2 separate regions of the Homo sapiens genome follow, and region 2 is linked to region 1. A link is a loop called in an ENCODE intact Hi-C map of the cell type or tissue named here. Cell type or tissue: ascending aorta. All regions are shown on one strand.

The links. A loop is a pair of places that touch in the nucleus more often than their neighbours do. Peaks named below come from ENCODE experiments on the same cell type or tissue, not always from the same donor. Only the 100,000 strongest peaks of a DNase experiment are listed, where the experiment ranks them.
Region 2: a loop joins it to region 1, with 2.1 times the contacts of the local background. A loop is called at or near these places in 3 of 110 quality-filtered maps.

What each region holds. Positions count from the first base shown.
Region 1 is chr2:109,506,711-109,514,710 of GRCh38, forward strand. It overlaps a transcript of RANBP2 not described here. Among named protein-coding and RNA genes, the nearest start is that of SEPTIN10, 100 kb to the right of the region's middle. RefSeq lists enhancers at 783-892, 7,140-7,389. In ascending aorta, a CTCF peak has its summit at 3,600 (motif pointing left); DNase peaks (open chromatin) are centred at 3,601 and 7,571; H3K4me3 peaks cover 450 bases; H3K27ac peaks cover 1,690 bases.
Region 2 is chr2:109,238,494-109,246,493 of GRCh38, forward strand. The region is part of intron 1 of SH3RF3 (SH3 domain containing ring finger 3); the gene reads left to right. It also overlaps a transcript of RANBP2 not described here. Among named protein-coding and RNA genes, the nearest start is that of MIR4266, 71 kb to the right of the region's middle. RefSeq lists enhancers at 68-257, 408-497, 538-627. In ascending aorta, no CTCF peak of the experiment used is centred here; DNase peaks (open chromatin) are centred at 278, 3,118, 4,018, 4,418 and 3 weaker places; H3K4me3 peaks cover 514 bases; H3K27ac peaks cover 8,000 bases.

The sequences.
Region 1 (8,000 bases):
AATCAGAGGCAGAGCCAGGACTTCTGACTTCCAATCTCTGGCTTTTCTTGAATGTAGCAGAAATACTAAAATGATGGTTCTGACAGGGGGCTCTGCTGGTAGCACTTACCACCTAATGAGGTGGGACTGCTATCATATTGTTTCAAAGATGGGGAAACCGAGGCACCACCATCCAATGCTTGGTGTGAGGCCACATGCTAGGTCAAGCTGTGGTTCAGCCCCGTGCTCAGCCACCCCACACAGAGCAGTGGGAGAAGAGGAAAGGGCCCAGGGAGGCCTTGACGGCTGGGCAGGGTCCATGCCAGTCCCGCAGTCTTGGGGGCTGGAGGCTACAAGTGGAGACTGTCCAGGAGTGGTCGGCTCTGAGCTCTACCTAGGGGAGAATGGCCTGGGCAAAACGCTAGCAGGGAGGAGGGTCTAAATGCCTCTGCCAGTGCTGAGACCCTAAATGCCAAGACAGAGCACAGCCCCTGCCCACTGCCACGACGTCTGTGCTGCCCTGAGATGCCAGCTGAGGCTTGAGATGCACCCCCCTTCCCGAGCCGGCCCCACCCCTGGCCGGGCCTCACAGACCAGGGACCGTCTTGGAATCGGTCAGGACCTTCTAGGGCTGAGCAGTCTGTCGGAGTTCTCTTCTCCCTTCTGTTTCATGTCACCCTTCCAGGGGGTTCCCTTCACTTCTCAAAGAAGATCACATTCAGCTGACCACAAGGGAAACATCTGGGGCCTGTGAGCTGTTGGAGCCCTGCTTCTGTTCCGCCTGTGGTCCCAGCATCTGAGGCTGGCTGAGTTCTGCTGACTGTCCTCTCTGTGCTCTCCTCCAGCACCAGAAGCAGTGGTCTCCATCTTCCCACAGTGATAGGAGCCTGTGCTACCCAGCCTGTGGCTCCAGAACTTGACCCCTCCCTCAGTGAAAATCCTGGGCTCGGCCCTAAAGCCACACCAGGGTCAGCTGGTGTTTAACATGGTAAGGGTTAAATCCCAGACACCCAAGAAAATGGCAGCAGCTGTTTGTCCAGGGCCCATCATTTGAACCTGCCCCAAAAACCAACTGGAATAAGTCAAAAGAGGACTTCTTGACTCAACTGAAAAGCTGAGGGCAGACAATCAGACGTGTGCAAATGATGGGGCTGGTGTTCCATGAGGACACTTGGCATTCTGCTGGACCTAGGGATGTGGGATATCTTGCAATGTGTACAATCGTCCCACGTGGGCAAAGCCTGTCCTGTCCCAAATGCCAAGAGTGGTGGGTTCACTAAGAAACGCTGGTGTAGATGAGTTTGCTTCAGGCATAGCTGGGTCCAGGTGCTCACATGACGTTTGTGGGTATTGCTGGGCTCTGCTGCCCTCCACGTGGCTCCTTCCTCAGCAGATTTCCCCATCTTACAGCACAATGAGGACCAGCAGGTTCAGGGTGCCATCTGACACCTTCCCCATCCCTGCAAAAATAGGCCTGCTCCTTCTCCATGGGCCCAGCCAAAACCCTGGCATTGACTCTCACTGGCTCCGTTTGGGCCCGTGCTGCCCTCCCTGACTCAGCCATTTTGGACAGGGGACATGTATATACTGATTGATAGCGCCTGAGGTGTCAGCCCTGCCCAGACTTCATGGATTGAGAGTGGGGGTGAGAAGATACACGTAGAGCTATTGGCAAAAACAAAAGGAGCTCATGACCGGGCAGACAAAAACTGCAGACGCACACTCCCCAGGGCCGCTCCTCCAGGACATTGCCCTGGAACCCCATGGCACTGTGCAAAAGCACGCGTCTTCCGAGGGCCACCATACCATATTTAGGAAAATGAGATATAAAAACTGGATCTAAAAGAAGTCCCAGAGGAAACGTCAACAGACGTGGACATCATTACAAATGTGAAGAAAGAACTCTTTATTTGGAAAAAGTAACGTTCTGTAATGTTCCAAAAAAAAAAAATGGAAGCAGATGAAAGCCTGGAGACAGCCAGGAAGTGTCACATGGGACACCCACTCACCACACCCCTCGATGGCCTGGCTTCACCCACTCACTTATCAGATCAGTGAGCAGTCACAGATGAATGTAAGTGCTCAGACAGGGCACCCCAGATAAGGCATGAAAGGAGAGACACAGCTGCCCACCCCAGCCAGAGTTCACATCTGGAGAGGAAGGCAAGCCGTGTGGGTAGTCATGGACTCGGCAGTCTGTGCCTGAGGAGCAAAGGCGCTACAAGCCCGGGACGGGGGGATGCAGTCCACTCCATGATGGGTCCCAGAGCGCTTCCTCTGGACGTTCTTGGCAAGAATACACAACACCAGCACATGAGTCAAGGAGCTCACAACCAGCTTACCCATTCCTGCCGGGAGAAATGGAAGGAAGTGCCCATCCGTCAGGGTCACACAGGACTTGCCTGGGTCTGGGCATCTTCTCTCCACCCCTTCCCACTCTACTCATTCATTCAACAGCTACTTCTGCTCTGGGCCCAGCACCAGGGTCACGGAGATGAATCCAGGCAAGAGGACCCACCTCATGTATTCAGGCCTTCCTGGAGGTCTGCCTGGTGGGGCCCAGCCGCCTGTCAGATTATGCGGTGTTTGGTGCTATGGAAAGAAGTGTGCAAACCCACGTGCCTGTATCAGTCACTTAGGCTGCCATATCAAAATACCATGCACTGCGTGGCTGAAACAACAGAAATATATTCTCTCAAAGTGCTGGAGGCTGGAAGTCCAAGGTTGAAGTTGCAGCAGGGTTGGTTTCCTCTGAGACCTCTCTCCTCGGCTTGCACACCGCCGTCTCCTCACTCTGTCAAGCAGCTGTGGCGGGTCGTCTTGCCCGGATTCATCTCTGTGCGTCTGTATCCAGTGTTCCTCTTCTTTTTAAAATGAATTTGTGTAAATTTATGGGGTGCAATTTTGTTACATGCCATAGTGGTCAAGTCAGGAGTTTTAGTGTATCCATCACCCGAATAACATACATGACATGTCCCCTTTAAGCAATTTCTCATCCTCCACCCCCTGCACCCTCACCCTTCTCACAAGGACACCAGTCAGGCCAGATTAGGCCCACCAATGGACTCATTTTAATTTAATCTCCAAGCAGAGACACACGCTGAGGCACTGGGGGCTAGGACTTCAACATATGAATTTTCGGGGAACATAATTCAGCCCATGTGCCTGTGCTCATGGAGACCAGGTCATAATGAAGTCAAAAGTTAAATTAATCAAAATAACTAGGCGATAGCTACCGGGCAAATACTATAGGGCAAAGTACTAAGGGATCGCAGGAAACTCTTATCTAGTTGGAGAGGTGAGGGGCATGGAGGGCCACTTAGAGGGTGTCCGGGTCTTATCTGGACCTCCACACTGTAGTCTTGTTTAGAAATTCACAAGGCAGGAAGAGGGGAAAGAATGTTCGGTTGGCGGGAACGGTGTGTGTGCACACCCCAACCCGAGGCTGGGGAGAGCTTGGCAGGATCAAGAAACTGAGGGAGCCCAGAGCAGGTGTGGAGGAGAGGGCTGAGGTGAGAATGGCCAGGGGTAGGTCTCTGAGCCTTCCAGGCCAGAAGCAGGAGGCAGTGTTTCCTGGGCTCTCAAGGGGTGTTTAGATGCAAACTGTGTCGGGAGCTCCCTCTGTTGGTGGCACAGGGAATGGCTCGTATGAATGTGGGAAGCTGGCACAGCAGATGCTGGGCAAAGGGCAAGGCGTCTCTGCCAAGGGGGCGGTGAGGGCATGTGGGGGAGCAGACAGCCCCGAGGGTCCTTTGACAAGTCAGTCCGATGTGGAGGCCGAGGGGAAGCCTTCCACATGTCCTAGAGGGAAACCCCGAGGTAGCTCTTCTCACATTTGTGCAGTGACTACCAGACTGAAGGAACCCCGGTTCCATCCTCACCCTCTGCAGCCCAGAGGGCTGATGGGGTCCAGGGCTTCATTTCTGTTCCTAGCCGGGACCAGGGGCTCTGAGCACCCACAGCCCCTTCCCAACAAAACAGCCACTTGTGTGTGCCATGGGGTGACCCCTCCTCCCTGCCCAGCCTGGGCTGGGGAAGGGCCCCGTCTGACCAGGAGCTGGCCTCCTCCAGCTAAAGCCAGGGTGAGCAGAGTGGGGCCCATGCTGGGTGACTGCAACAAAAGCAAGAGAGGCTTTCCTGCAGGGGAAGCGGCAGAGAGCAAAGGTGGGACGGGTGGCCGGAGCTATGGGGAGTGGGCCCTTCCAGGAGCCCCTGGCCTCCTCGTGGGTGCTGAAGATGGCAAGTGCGTGTTAAGCATGTACTAAGCCCACCCTCTGCGCCCGCCCCATGCTTAGCACTCTACATCCATTGCCTCGTTTTTGTCCTCACATCAGGCTTATGAAGTAGGAATTATGACCATGCAATTTCACAGATGGGGAAACTGAGGCAGAGAGCAGTTAACCAACTCGCCTCAGGAAGGGGCAAAGAGGTGCGGCACCTAGGATTCAAGCACTGGCAGTCTGGCTCCAAAGGCCGCACTCCTAACTCCTCAGCCTGTTCTTGGCCTCGGGAGGCCTGGCTGATGTCAGGGCCATTGACACTTGTCCCTGTCTGACTTGCTGTGACAGTGCTCCCTGAAGCCTGACTCGGGACTGGAGAATGAGGTCCCACAGCCACAACAAGTTCTCAGCTGTCCTCTGTGGCCTCTGATGACAGCACCAGGTGGCCCAGTATACCACATGCCCCCATCTGGTGACAACATACTCTTTGATCAAAAAGAACAAAAAGTTCTCCCGCAATCCAGTGTGCCTCTGGTCAGGCCTACAGGCTGGCAATTGGTGGCCTTAGGGGTGGTGTCCTTGCAGTCAGGCTGGGAGAACCTGCCCACCTGAAGGTGCCTGGACCACATGGCAATCAGCTAAGGCCAACCACTGTTGTGGCAAGGCTCAGATCACCTGCAGAAGGTGGGAGCCTGCAGGGAGGAATAGGGAGGGGCACAAGCCCTGGGGTCAGGGGCAGGTTCTAGCCCTGCTTCTGCCTCCAGCTGGCTTTGTGACCCAACGTGAGACCAGGGCCAGGGCTGGCCATCTACTGTAAGTCTTTTCTATGGAATTGCTCCACAAGTCCTTGTCCACACCCTCCCTGCATTTTCATGGCTGCTGCCCCATGCCCCCAAATAAGGAATGGGGGGTGGACAGAGAGAGAGGTGAGGTCCTGCATCCTGGGAGAGCACACCCAGGAGGCCGAGGTGGGGGTGGCCCATGTGTGCCTCCTGGCACCCAGTGTGGTGCTGCCCACAGCAGGTGCCGATGCACACGTACTGCAGAATTGCCCTAGATGGTGTTGCTGCCCAGAGGACTCTGGGACTCCCAAGTGGGAGTTGAGCTGAGTGCCAGACCCATCTCCAGGGCACACAGGAGTCCCATCATGTGTGATAATAAGCTTTCTCTACAACTCTAGTGGGGGCTGTGATATCTGTCTCAACATCCAAACACTTTTAGGGGGCTTGTCCGCCCTCCTCGGCCTGCTGGAAACTCTCTTCCTGGCTCTGGCCTGGGACCCTGGCCCTCCTCCTGCTGGGCCCTGGCCCCACTGTCCTTTGCTGCATGCATGCCTTGGTGACTGACGTGTGGGCCCCATGTGTCCCGGCCCTCCCTGCCCTGCATCCCTGCTGCTCCCAGGGTGCCCTCAGTGTGTCCTTCCTCCTTCTTCTGATGCCCAGCAAACCACCTGATGTGCTGCAGCTGATTTCACCTCTCACTGTGGCCTCCGCCACCCTCCTGCCCCCTCCTGAGTCAAGCTCCAGGTATGCCCAGGGATGGTCCCAGGCTGCCTGGGGGTCCACTCTGTACCGCGCTGGGCACCCAGGGATTTTAACATCACAAGTCCCCTCGCTACCCTCCCTGGTCTACTGCATCTGCCTCCTGGTCTCCTGGTCTTCACTGTGTGTCTCTCTATCTACACTCCAGGTTTTTCTGGGACATTCTTGACTAGACCCGGCTTGCTGGGCCTCGTGGGAGGCAAGTCAGCCACAGAGGCTGAGCAAGAAAGAGAAGCCGGGCAGGCTGGGCACCCTGGAGAGCCCTCAGGTAGCATCTTTGACTTTCCCCCTCCCAGGTGCTCCTGTCTCTCCCAGAGCCTCCACCCTGGGTGCCCCAAGACCTAAGACCCCTCACATGACTCTGACCCTGACCCCTCCTCACCCCCTCCTGGGCCAGCAAGGGAGCAGCCGCCTGCTATTCACCTCCAGTTCTTCAGGTCCACCATGACTTTGGCCATTGCCATGGCAACCATCTTGCACGTGGGTGGCCTGGCAGCCTCTTTCTGTCCTGGGTGGCTTCTCAGTCACCTAAGGGAGGGAAACCTGCAAGAGCCCACACAATACTTTCCCCTGCACAGAGCTGAAGGTGCAAGGCCCGAAGGAGCCAGCGGACGGATGTGCTGCCCTTCCTGGGGCAGTTCTGAGGCACCCCATGCCATGCCACCCCAGCTCCTTCCCTGGCACAATGCCCCGACCTTCCACTCCCGTGCCCTGGAATTTCTTCCCAAAAGAAAGCACCTGCACAGTAGACCTGTCTCAGCACCCAGGCCCCATGGATTCACACCTGACACACCACACACACCTCATGTGCATGCACACACATCCCACATGCACACACCCCACACATGTACACATGCATGCATATACTCCACATGCACACACCTCACACATGTACACATGCATGCACACACCTCCCGTATGCACACACTTCACACATGTACACATGCATGCACATACTCCACATGCATACACACTATATGCACACCACACACATCACACACGTGCACATATAGACACTCCACATGTACACACACCACATGTACACACACCACATGTACACACACCATACCCACATGCACACATTATATGCACATACACACACACTGCATGCACACACCACACAAGCCACGTGCATGCACAAACACACGTCCACACACTATATGCACATGCGCACACATCACTTGCACATTTGCACACACACCCTTCTCCCAGTTCTAGGACACCTGCGTAGATGAGGCTTTGCAGGAGGAGTGCCACAAGGGAAGGAGGGAGGTGGGTGCCCATGGAGGCTGTAGTCTGTGCTGCCTCACCTCCCCAGAGCCAGCCTGTGGCTACAGAGGATGTGGCCAGGGGTGTAGGGGATTGGGTATCACCAGCAAACCAAGCCCTCACCCACAGCCACATTCTAACTTCAGCATCCAACAAAGCACTTCAGCTACCCCAGGGGGACCACCGTGATGGTGGCCGATGAGCAAATCCTAGAAGAGCAAGCAGCCGGGTGGAGCCCAGGCAGCCTCCTGGGCCTGGGGGCCTTCTGGTCCCCAGTGAGTCTGCGGCTCCATGTCAGAGTTCTCCTCACCACTCAAAGCTAGAACGGAGAAGGGCCTTAATGTGGGCATGTTCCCACGGTCCTTAGAAAGGCAGTAAGCCTGGTTTATGTTGCTCCATCAAGTGCTCTTGCAGCTCTGAGGTTTGGTTGAAACTTAAACTCAGCATCAAGCTAGCCGGGCCAGATTCTGAGCTTATGTAACGCCCTGGAAACTCCCATGTGCTGGACTGGCTGTTTCTGGAATCTTATTATGATTCATAACTTGGTTACGGCTCTGAGCTGGTAAATACGGAGTTTCTGCTGTGGACTCAGAAAACCACGTTATAAAACACAGACCAGGGCTGTTAGGAAAACGCAGCCCCGGGTGTGCGAGTGCCCACAGCTGCAGCCCATCCGCCCACCGCCCCCAGGGCTAGTGAATTATGACTGTGCACAGCTCAGACCTCCATGGATGAAAGGCAGACTCACAGGGCCCTGTACGAGTTCAGTGTGGGGCACTTGGCTGTGTGTTGGAACCAGCCTGTGTGCAGGCCAGGCGGGATGCCGCAGGGAAGCCCTGGTGTGGGACCAGGGCCGTCCCTAGAGTTGGGCTCTTTCCCCTGTGTACAGACCCCCACGCAGGGACCTTGAGCCTGCAGTGCTCTGCCAGAGTGGCCTCAGGTGTGGCTACAGCCTGGACTGGAGTTTTCCTTCCCCTCATTTTTCACTTTC
Region 2 (8,000 bases), 270 kb before region 1:
TGTGTGAGAGTGAGACAGAGCCTCACCTTGTTGCCCAGGCTGGAGTGCAGTGGTGCGATCTCTGCTGGAAACTGGAAACTTTGGAGGGGACATTTTTTCAGGAATTCTTTTTCGCATTATGGATGCCACTGTTTCAGAGTTTCTTAAACCCAGAGTGTGATGAATGGAGGAGGAGAGTGCTCACAGGATGGCCTCACTCCACAGAGGACCGGATGCCCTTGTTGCTCAAGACTTCCTTCCCCCAGGCAGCTGCTACATGCTTGCATCCTCTGTGGCTCTTGCAATACAGAGGCAAGGCCCCTGATGAAACCCGGCGAGGTGTGGTCTGCCCTGGAGGACAGCAGCCAGTGTGGGGGGCAGTCCCTTCTCTCTGTCCCAAGGGAGGATACAGCTCCACTGTGGTCACTGGCTCTATGTGAGGGGGTGCATGCATCAGAGACAACAGATGAGAGGGCCCTTCAGTTGGCTTTTCTGCCTCCAGTTCTTTCTGTTCATGAGAGGAAAAGCTACTGGTAGACAGAACAATGTTAAATGTAATAAAAATAAGCAAGTTCCCTGGGTTTATGCAGTGCCAAATGTCAAGATGGTTGTATACAGGAGAAGACGTCCAAGACACGTCTTTTCCGAGTGTCCCAGAGCTCAGAACTCTGTGAGCACTTTGAGCTTCCCCAGACCTCTTTCTTCCCTGGGTGTGAGCCCTGCACAGTGCTCCGAAAAGAGCTGGGGTCCGTAAATACGGATGGCAAACAGCTCACCTGGGTTTCTCACATGGATTTGTTTTCTTGGGGGTCTCTGTATGGAAGCTTTTATCCCTTCCTAGGGGGCTATAGGAGTATTTTTGTTAAGATTCAATGGGTCATTTCCAAAGTAGTCATTTCTTTCTCCTCACACAAAAATGAACTGAATAAGAATAAGGATACAGTTTTCTAGTGAAAATTGGGGTCTTCCCTGCTCCTTGCCTCCAATCAAGTAAAAGCTTTTTAGAACAAACGGACTACAATATTCTGAAGTGATTTTGAATTTGGCCCCATATTTGACTCTGCGGTCCGATGAGGGACACGGGGTTAGTGGGCAGACACCATTGTTTGCACACACGAGACTGGGTACAGAGCCAGGCGTGATCATCCAGGATAACAGGGAGGAAAGAGAGGCCGATGAAGCCACTGATTTTTAAGAGCTTTCTTGGTGGAGTAATAGATTTTAGGGAGGGAGTTGCTCTGCCAAGTGCTCCAGCTTAAATGGAGCCACCTGTGGAAAGGAGCTGGCGGCACTGCTGTGGGAGTCCCTTGTCTTTGGGAGGGGTGTTTCACGGCCACCTGCCTTTCATCCCCACAGCTCACAGCAACTTACAGAATTTCCGACCGTCTCCTTGGAGACTTAGAGAAATGTGTGCTGAAGGTGAGGAGTCACTCAATCACTGGCAGCCAGGCGGAGGTGACTGATAGCAAAATGTGCTCTAGTTGTAGTGGGGCTTGCAGCTGGGTATCCTCTGTGGAATGCTTGCTGGCTCATGATAGATGAGTCACTTGTCTGTAGTGGTGGCCGGGGCTCTGGCCCAGACCCTTCTCTGTTTTCTTATGTGAGTGAAGGCTGTTGTATTGCATAGTGGGTGAACCACACCTGGGGATTCTAGACTTGGCACTGCCCTCTCTTCTTGTGGAACCATGGATCACCCATTTATCACCTCTGGGCCTCAGTTTTCTCACATGCAAAATCAGGGTTGAAGCCAGGCATGGTGGCTCACGCCTATAATTTCAGCACTTTGGGAGGCCCAGGAGGGCAGATCACTTGAGGTCGGGAGTCCAACATGGTTGAAACCTCATCTTTACTAAAAATACAAAAAAATTAGTCAGGTGTGGTGGCTCATGCCTGTAATCCCAGCTACTTGGGAGGCTGAGGCAGGAAAATTGCTTAAACCTGGGAGGCGGAGCTTGCAGTGAGCCAAGATCGCACCTCTGCACTCCAGCCTGGGCGACAAACAAAAAAACAAACAAACAAAATACAAACAACAAAAACTAAAACCAGAGTCAGGGTTGGGCTTGATGGTCCCTATCAGTAGCAGAGTCCCCTGGTGTGGCACTTTGACTTGTGGATAAATAGGTTTTTCATTGCTGCAGTTTCAAACCTTCAGCTTCTCTAATATCCCCTGCCACTGACGGATTATTTCACACGAACCAGAGAGGCCATTAGGTGAGAATGCCTTCATCTTCCCTCCCTCCCACCTCTGAGCACCCTTCTGTTTCCTTCTGAGCTTCTTCCTATTTCCTCCTGTCGTCCTTCTCCTCTCTAGACCCTGAGGGGTTTCTCTTCTCTTCTAAGGTTACTTCTTCCTACTGGACTCCTGACACCCCCACCCCCACCCCTGCCCTTGGGAACTTGATTCCATCTCTCTCTCTCTGTCTCTCTGTCTTGCTCCCCGCTTCTTTTCTCATGTTCCATCTTCTTTCTCCCTCACCTCCTTATAATCCACATCCAAACAAGTCCACATCTCCCCAAAAACTCCATGCCTCCCTTTTGGCCAAAAAGAACTCTATAGAGCATCAGAAGAATAATTACTAAAAATATATGTTTAAAATAAGTGGCCTTAGTAGTAAGCTCTGAGAATGAGAAGCTTCATTGTCTAGTAAGTTAATACAAATTAGTCGACAGTCAATGATGACAAGAAGAGAGCGAAATAAGTTTGTACTTACATACCTCAAAACAAAAACTCTCTGAAAAAGCAGTTTGTTTGTCTCTTGACCTAACAATTCCAGCCTAAGAATATAACAACAACAACAGAAAAGACAAATTCATTTGTAGTAATGGCCATTATAAAAGATGGACGGATATTGGAGCATTTGAAGTGGAAAAAAAGTATACAAAATTCATCTTGCTGTGGGACCCTCTCCCCTTTTCTAGGGCCATATGGGTATAGATGCATTGGGGGAAAAAATGGCTGGAAGAAATACTTTAGGAATGTCCTTTTTTTTTCTTTATATCTTTTGAAATTTCCTACATAAGCTCGTATTACATTTTGTTGGCAGAAAATCAGATTTATAACCATCCGTCCTCCCTCCCACACAACCTTCTTCCCTCCCACTTGGCCTCAGGCATTGAGGTTTGGCTTGGTTCGGTCAGCTCTGCTGGGAGGGCCCCTGGGACTCTCTGTCTCCCCGCCTCGCCATGGTGAGGGTTCGGCAGTTCTCTCCCCCAGTCCCTGCAGTCCCTCTTCTCTGGCTTCTGTATCTGCCAGTTTTCTGTTCCCACCCTGCGTGTTTCCCTAGTGTCTTGAATAATTTTTTTTTTTTTTTGAGATGGAGTCTTGCTCTGTCCCCCAGGCTAGAGTGCAGTGGTGCGATCTCGGCTCACTGCAAGCTCCGCCTCCCGGGTTCACGCCATTCTCCTGCCTCAGCCTCCCGAGTAGCTGGGACTACAGGGGCCCACCACCTCTGCTTGGACCTGAGACACGATGTTCCCCAGAGTGCTGCTTTCATGGTGGTTTTCTTGGCCTGACACCTGTGAGTGATCAGACTGGGAAAGAGGATTCCCTTTCCCAGTCCTTCGTCCTGCAAGTGGCTGGCTCTGGTGTAGACGGGGGTGTCATAGGTAGCCTGCCACACAGGGTGGCTCCTCTGTTCGCCTCCTGTTTTCCCTGGTCATGGTGGGCTCCCTGAGGAATCACTTCCCCTCTTGTCTGTGTTGGTGTCCTAGCTTAGGTGGCCCCTTTTCCTGCTGTTCTCAACTTTGGTAGCACCTTGGCACCATCTGGGGAGCTTTGTAGTCCTGAGGCATGGGTTCCCCCTAGCAGTTTTAATGTCACCAATTGGGTGGAAGCCAGGCCTGGGAGTCTAGAAGCTCCCAGCTGAGTCTGCTGGCTGCTACACTGAGGACCTTGTCTCCTGTCTGTGTCGTGCCTCGTTGCAGATGGTCACACCCATAGAGCAGCCCGTGCCTAGAGTCCTGGGCCTTGGGGCTCAGAATGGGGCCAGGCCTTCCTGCTGAGCCGCCCCAGTGACACAGGCACTGATTGGCCACTGGAGAAGCGGGAGTGAATGGCAACAAGGCCAAGTGGGAAGCCTGTGTCTGCACTGACCACCGTGCCCCAGGCCGGCCTAGCCCAAAGAGACCTCCTGCTTTGACTTTTCCTTACTGGGCTGTGCCTACCTTGTGAAAACTCCAGTAAAATTAATCCAATGGCTGCTTGGCCAGACAGTCAGGACACATTTCGTGAGCCCTGGTCTGGGCTCAGAGGTTTGGAGTCCACAGCTGGGCCTTGATCTTCTTTCCCCAGTGACGTCCTCAGGCTGGGGTGTGGCAAGTTTGGAGAGGATGGGGACCCTCACTCTGTGGCCCAAATAGAGCAATAGGGCCTTTTTCTTCTGCTTCAGATTATCTATTCTCACAAAGGGAACAGGCATCCAAAAACCTCACAGAACAGCATTAGGAAATCAGGAATTGCAGCCAAAGGACTCTTGTCCTCTGTGTGAGGCTGAGTCGGACTTCCGTGACTCATGGTTCTGTTATTCTGAGTGTTTGAGACTATTAAGGAAATTGAATTTAGAGTGTCGTGATTTGTGAGAACAATGAAATCGGCTGTTCATATTCCTGTAGCGTCAGCAGCAGATGAGATGGGAGGTGTTGTCTTTCAGGCAGACAATTGGGAGCAGGCTATTGCCTTGTGCAGGTGTCTTGTAAGGGCTGAGGAAAGCTTCTTGAGGTCTGAGCAGTAGCTGAGAGGTCTGCAGATCCCCTGCCTCAGTAGAGGGACCCATCAGCAACTGCCAGTCCTGGGCCAGAGCCGGCGTCAGCCGTACACCGCATGGATCCTGAGACTCCCGTGTGCTTTTGCAGCCCTGAGATTCCATGTGCTTAGTCTCCTTCTGTTCACCCCTTACCAGATATTCCCGGGGCACATGCTGGAGTGCCTGTCCTTTCTTCTTGCATCAAGTGTGTGGTGGCAAATGAGGAAGGGATTTTCGTATTCTCCTCGTGTGCATTCCAGCCAGGGAGGCCAATGAACAGGAAATGCTCATGAAAAAAGTCAGATGGGGCAGGTGACATACAGGTAATTAACACCATGGGAACCTATAATGGAGAATGACAGAGAATGACTTTTATATTTGGTGGCTGGGGAACATTTTTAAAGAGATGGTGTCTAAACTGAGAGCTGAAGATATGAGTGGTGAGAAGGGGCCAGGGAGGCAAAGGTCGGGGACAATCGCCTGGTACAGGGAGACTAAGGAGAGATTGAGCATGGTGTTTTCAGAGAACCTCGGGGTGGCCCGAGTGGTTTTGCAATCCAGGAAAGGAGTTTGGGACATGTTCTCTGTGCGTTGGGAAGCCATTGAAAGGCTGTAATCAGGACAATACGTGATCTGGTTTGCTTTAGAAAGATCTTGAGTGAGTAAATAGATGAGTGAGTAGTGAGTGAGAGAGGCTTAGACACCAGAAGAGCTCATGCCACCGACATGCAGCCATGGGCACTTGGTGGTTCTGTTTGCCCTGCCCAGCTCATGTGCTCATAGGTGAAGTTTTTGCCATCAGCAGTGATCATTAAACAGTGAGATGGGTAATTGTAGCGAGGGTATTTTCTCTGTTGGTCCTAGATTGCCTAGAATCCTGATAGAAAGAATAGTTTTCCTTGAACTTACAATTCAGCAAATCCTCTGTAGCTATTTTTTTTGTACTGTTTGAAGGATGTACTATTTATGGACTGCAAAACAATGGATTCTAATCCGAGCTGGAGATAAAACATGACGGGGGCATAAAACATTTAAGAAGCACACAGGAGGTACAACAAAGCATTATGCAACAGCTTCTTCAGGCAAATGTGCACATTTTGCATCTAGGAGCAGGTGAGAAAAGTGACACAGAGCAGAATTGTCCTAATATATAAACCTCAGGTGGTATTATGAAAGTAAATACTATATTCAGTCTTTAGGCAAAACCATCAGTACTGATTTTTGCCCATGAATGCAATTCTGTCTTCCTGATGTGTTGGAACTACCCCCAAACAAATGCCAAATGTGAGATTGAAAATTAAATTTATAGGGCCCTAAGCTGTTTGGAACTGTTTTTAAGATGAGAGCTGTTCCACCTAATAGTTGCTATAGGAATAAGCTGGCAGGATGAGGAAAACCCAAGAATGCCAGTTAGCAGGAGAAGATATCGGAGTTTCTGTTAGGCAAACACAGGGAGGAAATATGGAGATGGTATTATCTGCAGCACTGAGAATCACAGCCTCTAGAGACAGGAGTCAAAGTCACTCAGAACCTCAATGCCCGGGCCCTTGAGGCAGCCTGTGGCCCAGGGCAGGTGCCCCTCCTGCTGCTGGCCTTGGAGGGGTGGCCTGAGAACAGGGGAGGTTTTACACACCTTTCCCACTGCAGCCTGTGCCATCGTCATATTCTGCAGGGTGTGGACACAAGTTAGAAGCAAGACAAAGTTGGCTGGCCCTGAGCTTGCCCTTGGGTTTGAGACTTGATCAGGTGCCAGTATCTCTATGGAGAACTGTGAGTACAGTTCTTGCTGTCTTTGTTGTTGGATGGCGTCCCCTTTAAGTGTTTAGTCCTGTTGTCTGGGCAGCCTTGTGCTGAGGGACCCATTGCTGAGCAGAGTGTGCCCAGTTCTCAGCAGATAGAATGAGAGCCCCTCCACCATCTCACGGGAAGCTCCCCTGCTGGAGCCCACTTGGGTTCTTGCCATGTGGCTTCTGTGCTCCTGGTGAATGTATAGCTCCTGTCTCTCTAGGGTCATCTTACTGGCTGCTCTGAGGTTTTCAGACCACAGAGACAGGAGTAGAGCTGTCTGCTGCCATGGTCAAGGTGAGGCCCATGCCTGTGGTCATTCCCTCTGTCCCCAACTTGGGGACAGTGTCAACCTCTGCTGTAACTGGAATTCCCTCTTGGTGCTTTCATGTAATTTTTGTTTCTTTGTGGTTTTTGTCTGGATATTCAGACCCTCAGAGTCTGGCAAAATAATTTGCACATTAGTGCTTCCTATGTGAGTTGATTATTTTCCTTTCTAAGAGTCAACTAGAAATAAAAAGTAAATTAAGTTTTTATTTTTATTGGACAAACTGCACCTCTAGCCTGACATGTTATTATAGGAACTTGGGCTTTGAGGAGACAAATTTAAGTCTATATATAAAATAACTTTACGAGTTTTCATATTTGCTTCTTATCCCTTGAACTGAGACCATATTTGTTAAGATTTCTCTCTGAAATTGGCCACAATAAATATCTTAACAAATTCAGGAAATTCATTCTAAGTCATCATTTTTGCTATAATTCCTGGACCTTCAGATTTTCTGGTTAAAGTTGCCTCAGGGGGACCCTCAGATCTTTATGGAGTTTGTAAATCCATCATGAGAGATTGAATCTAGAGTACTTAACACTTGAAATCTAGAGTACTTAACACAATCCCGGGCATCATTTACTGGTCTCAGGAAATCCTTTGAGGGAACAAAAAAAAATTACTGCTATAATGAAAGTCTCTAAGCTGGCTTATTCACAAAAAACCAGTGTGGTGAAACAAAAAAAGAGCATGGATTTTTGAAATCAAGACACCTGGATTCATACTTCAATTTTACACCTAGGACTGTGATAACATTGGGCAAGTTACTTAGCTTCTGTTTCTTCATTTGTGAAGTGGGAGGATACCTGCTTTGCAGGGTGGTTGTGAGGTTGACAGAGGCTGCCTTAGGCTTTTCAAGCTGCTGTAACAAAATACCGTAAACGCAGTGGTTTAAAAGCGGCAGCAATTTATTTCCCACAGTTCTAGACGCTGGTCGTCCAAGATCAAGGCACTGGCAGATTCGATGTCTGGTAAAGACTGGCCTCCAGGTTCACAGACGGTGCCTTCTCACTGTGTCCTCCCATGGTAGAGGGGGCAAGGCAACTCTCCGAGGCCTCTTTAGTAAGACACTAATCCCATTCATGAGGGCTCCACCCTCACGATCCGGTCACCTCCCCAAAGGCCTCAGCTCCTAATAGCATTACCTTGGAGGTTAGGATTTAACA